Regions from separate parts of the Homo sapiens genome. Here region 1 is linked to region 2. A link is a loop called in an ENCODE intact Hi-C map of the cell type or tissue named here. Cell type or tissue: endothelial cell of umbilical vein. All regions are shown on one strand. Links, peaks and the distances in the headings refer to the core of each region. The heading gives the core; the rest is flanking DNA.

Region 1 (2,823 bases), core at 172-2,671, 700 kb after region 2:
GGATAAAGAATGCAGAGGAACATTAAAACTTACAGCCTTGAATGTACGTTTTAGGAAATAATAAATTTTGAAATAAACTAAACACAAAATTTTAAAAAATGCTTATCTATAAAGTAATATAAAAATAAAAATGGAGGCCAGCCACGGTGGCTCAAGCCTGTAATTCTAGCACTTTGGGAAGCTAAGGCAGGCGGATCGCCTGAGCTCAGGAGTTTGAGACCAGCCTGGGCAACATGGTGAAACCCCATCTCTACTAAAATACAAAAAATTAGCCGGGCGTGGTGGCGTGTGCCTGTAGTCCCAGCTACTCGAGAGGCTGAGGCAGGAGAGTTGCTTGAACCCAGGAGGAGGAGGTTGCAGTGAGCCGAGATCGCACCACTGCACTCCAGCGTGGGTGACAGAGCGAGACTCTGTCTCCAAAAATAAAATAAAAATGGTTAAACTATATGAAATTGAAAAGTCATATAAAAATAGATAGAAGGAAAAAGAAACCCAAATGAAGAAAACAAAATACCTACAAAATCACTGAAGTCTTGATTAACAAATCCATGTTCTTAAAGAACCAAAAAGGATGGTTAACTATGATCAAGCAACAGAGAAAGAGAATAAGAGAGAAATATCCTCTCTTATTCCTAATATAGTATTATTTTCCCAAATAAAACTATGTTTAAATGTTTTCCCAAATAATACTATATTAGGAACAAGAGAGGAGATTTAACTGCAATTACAGAAGATATTTTTTAAATTGTAAAAGAGTTTTCTATATTATTTCTACACATAAATTGGAAAATTTAAGAAATTTATTAGTACTGATTTGGATGCAAATAACAAGTACTCAATTCAAATTAGATGAAGCAAAAAAAAATGACACATTGACTCAAAAACCTGAGAAGCCCAGAGGGCTGTGCTCACTCCATACCTGGCTGGGTCCAGTGTATCAGTGTCTTAAGAATTCTCTCACTCTTTCCCACTACATCTCTTGGCTCAGCTCAGACAGGTTTTCTACATGTGTCCGGGAAACACAGCCATCTATAGCCACAAACTCACATCTTACTAGTTTAAGAACCAAAATAGAAAAATGAAACATTTCCCCTCTGATATCTATATATCAATCCAAGAAAAGATTCTGATTATCCCTCCTCGGATCTTGTCTTCTCCATCCCTATAATTAAGTAGGCAACAGATCACCTTGGGTGGCAGCCATCATGGGATCACTGTGAATGTAGGGGCAGTTTCCTAAGGGACATGATGTTGTTACACAGGCAAAAATTACTGATGTCTACTACAGCAAAAATGTGATTTATCAAAATTGATTAAAGAAGAGTTAGAAAATCTGAATATGCCACTAACTACAAATTAAATTGAAAATGTTATCTATCTTCCACCCCTAAAAGGTACCAGTCTCAAACTGTTCTATCAAACTTACAAAGGACAGATCATTCCAGAGTCATTTAAATTGTTCCAGCTCACAGAAAAAGAGAAAGAGCATGCTAGTTAACAAAACTAGTATTGCTCTCTTTCCAGAGCTAGATAAAACAGTAATGGGGCAATGGGGAGAGGAAATTGTAGACAAATCTCACCTATGAATATAGACATAAAAATCCTTAATAAGATATTAGCAAATTGAATTCAATAAAGTATTAAAAGAAGAATACAACGTAACCAAGTAAAATACATCCTAACATATTATTAGTGTATTTTACCATAATTCACCACATTAACAGACTAAGGAAGGAAAATCATATCATCACTTCAACAGTTTCCAGCATATTTTTAAAAAATGCAACAGCCACACTTTTTTTTTTTCGAGACAGGATCTAACTTTGTCGCCCAGGCTGGAGTGCAGTGGTGTGATCTTGGCTCACTGCAGCCTCCACTCCCCAGGTTCAAGCGATTCTCCTGCCTCAGCCTCCTGAGTAGCTGGGATTACAGGCGCGCACCACCATGCCCAGCTAATTTTTGTATTTTTAGTAGAGACGGGGTTTCACCATGTTGGCCAGACTGATCTCGAACGCCTGACCTCAAGAGATCTGCCTGCTTAGGCCTCCCAAAGTGCTGGGATTACAGGCTTTAGCCGCCGCGCCTGGCCCCATACATATTTTTTTTTAGTGTCTTCAGTAAGCTCTAAAGAAAATGACACTTTCTTAATTTGGTAAAGAGAATCAGAAAACTAAAACAACCATCCGTTTAATGGTGAAGCATTTCTGTTAGAGAAACAAAAGAAGTATGTGTATTCTCTCACCACTATCTTTCAACATTGTACACAGTCAATGTAAGACAAGAAAAGTAAAGATAAATACCCTGGAAGAAAAATCTGTAAATCTGTTACTATTTGCAAAAATCTAATTTTTAAAAATCTTACAAAAATTAAAAACCCGTTTGCACAGATAAAGTAATTTAATGACATGGCAAGATTCAAGACAGACAATGCAGAAATCAATAGTTTCCCTATATGAGCAATAACCAATAATAATATAAAATCACATCAGGCCAGGTGCGGTGGCTTATGCCTGTAACCCAGCACTTTGGGAGGCCGAGGCGGGCAGATCATTTAAGGTCAAGAGTTCAAGACAGACCAGCCTGATCAACATGGTGAAACCCCATCTCTACTAAAAACACACAAAAAAATTTAGCTGGGTGTGGTGGCTCACGCCTGTAATCCCAGCTACTCAGAAGGCTGAGGCACAAGTATCGTTTGAACCTAGGGGTCAGAGGTTGCAGTGAGCCAAGATCACACCACTGCACTCCAGCCTGGGCAACAGAGAGTGAGACTGTCTCAAAATAAAATAAAATAAAATAAAATGACATCAATTCTCAGGACTC
Region 2 (2,823 bases), core at 285-2,784:
GTACATAGACCTTAACACTTTAACTCCCCAAGTCTAGACCCAGAAAAGTGAGAACAAGAAAAAGTCAAAGCAGCTTATTGACTGTGTGGAAGTGGCTTTGTTCAATTGATTGGTGGTGGTAATGATCACTCCTTTACAGGAGGAAGTTAGCCTTTCTCTTTTGAGGTTTCTACATGATAACCATATTGGAATATATCCCAATAGGTAGAGTATCCATAAAATTGTGAGTTGTGGGTTTTGGGGGCATTTTGTTATACGCTATCTTAGAAATAGAGTCCAAATCAGTTAATAAAAAAGAAAAGGGAGAGTGACAATATTATTGCATAGAAACGAAAGAAGTACTGATACATCTCACTTTGTAAAAAAAGAAACACATTTCAGAAAAAGTTAGCTATGAATTATATTTTTATATTAAATTTTATTTTAAAGTCAGTAATGAAACACACCATCTAAAGATTTTTATGACAGTTTTTTGCAGCGAAAAGCTTACAAATTTACATTATTACCTTCCAATTTGTTATTTTGTGAAACTAAAAATGATAAAAATTTCTTTTTTTCTTTTTTCTTTATGAAAAGGGTTTCCCACTCAAAATTTATTTTTATCATTTAAAATGATAAATGATTAAAATTTTTTTATCATTTAAAAGTGTTACTCTTTTAAATCACTGAGATGATTTAAAATAAAGTATATTACTGAAAATCTTAAAACCACAGCAAGACACTTAATATAAAATTACATTAAACTCTAATTAGTTTCTTTTGGCCCAATATTTTTAGATAAAGAAATTACTTCAAGTTGCATATGCTATAATGTTCTTGAGATTAGCCAAACTTTTTCGCAGTACTGGAACTTTGTTGTATTATTATTGCTCAAAATAAATTCATTGACAAAGAGTTATTATTATCTCCCTAACAATTTTATTTCTAAGGCTATGTTTTGATAATGGTTTTAACATTCATCCTGGATGAGTGGCTAAGAATCTGGAAATGAAAATTAGGAATGTACTTATCCTCTTCTGCCAAAGAGTGTTTTCTTTTTCCCCCAGATTAGTAGTCACAGAGTAACCATGGATTATGGTTACCAAATTGGTACCAAATTTGGATCTCGTATGGAGAACTCGGCCTTAGCTCGAATGCAGCAATTCACATTTAAATAAAATGAATATTTAGATGCTGTGCTCAAATTTAGATAAGAGTATATTGTAGTGATTCTGGGGGAAATCAGTCTTAAGATCACATCTATTTGCAGTGGAATGAGGAATTTCCTTTGGAGAATAATTAGTAGAACTATTATTGCAAAGCTGCCTAAGCCCTCTTATGTGATATAATCAGAGGCAACTGGCAAAAGAACATGAGTCAAGAATATCCCTCGGACAGCCTGTACCTAGATCAAAAATACTGACGTGCACTCTCTTACGAAGAGTTTCAGATGCATAAGACTTTTTTTTTTTTTAAAAACAGGCTTCTAGGTAACAAGTCACTTCACTTCTCTGGGCCTCTTAAACTTCTCATATGAAAATAGACTAGATGAACCTGGAGAGACATTTTCTGCCTGATGTGGAAAGTGAAAGTGAAGAAATTAGCTGTATTTCCTAACACTCAGGAGGTAGGTGCAGGGTCCATAGCTCCTCCAGCTCCTGTGGATCTTATGCTTCAGCTTCTCTAACTCTTGGGTCAGAGGTGTGTTTAACTCCTCCTCCACCAGAGGTTTGGAGGTGGTGAGAGACCAATGCAGATTCCAGTCCATCCTCATGGATTCCAGTTTGTCCTCGCTTCCTGCTCTCTACCTCCTGACCACTGGTCCTGTGAACTTCAGCTCCAGCACTAGACACAGAAACAACAGCCTCCCCTAGAGAGTATAACCAGCTTCCACAATTGCATACAGTCAAGTCTCTAAATCCGTTTTGTCAATTTATCTTAGTAGTTCTACTTCTATGAACAAACCTTGACTGATTACATTTGGGTTGTTATGTTTTTAACAAAAAGTGCTACTGTGCATATTCATGTTCATATTTTCTGGTGCACTTGTGCAAGCATTCCTCTACAATATATACCTGAGCTTACATATTGCTGGATTGTAGAATGTACAGTACTTAACTTTGTAAGATAATGCCAAATCCTATTCCAGGGTGGTTGTGCCAATTTATGTTCACACCAGCATTGTTTAAGAGTTCCCGTTGATCTGTCTTTGGGAAAAATTAATATAGTAATATTTCTTTTTAAATGTTTTTTAGAGACAGGGTCTCACTATGTTGCTCAGGTTAGAGTCAAACTCCTGGGCTCAAGTGATTCTCCTACTTCAGCCTCCTAAGTAACTGGGACTACAGACATCCACCACTGCACCCAGCAGTAATACTTAACTTTAGTTCATCAGGAGAGTATAATATGTTTACTCATTATAATCTTAATTTACATTTATATGATCACTGTGAAGTAGAGAATCTTTTCATGTATTTTTTCTTCATTCATATTTCCTCTTTTGCAAAATGACTATTCATGCCTCCCTTTTTTGTGGCATTGTTTGTCATTTAATTATTGATAAATAGAAAGAGTTCTTCATGCATTCTGGAAACAAATCCTTTAGTGTTATATGCAGTGGTGTACTGGAGCTGGCTTGTGTAGACTCGTCTGAGAGATTTTGTGTATGTCTTCCTAACTTCATGTTTAGCAACATCATGTTGGTGGCTTGAAATAAACTTTTCCACCTTGAAAAGAATCAAACCCAACAAATCATGGCTTTTTTCATCTCTGCAAAGCTAGGTTTTTAAAACATGTATGGGCGTACCACTAGTTATATATAGCAAATATCTACTACTGGCTTGT

What was found. A loop is a pair of places that touch in the nucleus more often than their neighbours do. Peaks named below come from ENCODE experiments on the same cell type or tissue, not always from the same donor. Only the 100,000 strongest peaks of a DNase experiment are listed, where the experiment ranks them.
Region 1: it touches region 2 in a loop (8-fold over the local background); 1 of 110 quality-filtered maps calls a loop at or near these places.

The regions. Positions count from the first base shown.
Region 1 is chr9:4,910,883-4,913,705 of GRCh38, reverse strand. No RefSeq gene overlaps it. Among named protein-coding and RNA genes, the nearest start is that of MIR101-2, 62 kb to the right of the region's middle. In endothelial cell of umbilical vein, for the core only: no CTCF peak of the experiment used is centred there; no DNase peak of the experiment used is centred there.
Region 2 is chr9:5,607,724-5,610,546 of GRCh38, reverse strand. All of the region lies in intron 1 of INCR1 (interferon stimulated noncoding RNA 1), which reads left to right. Among named protein-coding and RNA genes, the nearest start is that of RIC1, 20 kb to the left of the region's middle. RefSeq lists an enhancer at 1,474-1,523. In endothelial cell of umbilical vein, for the core only: no CTCF peak of the experiment used is centred there; a DNase peak (open chromatin) is centred at 1,586; H3K4me3 peaks cover 506 bases; H3K27ac peaks cover 504 bases.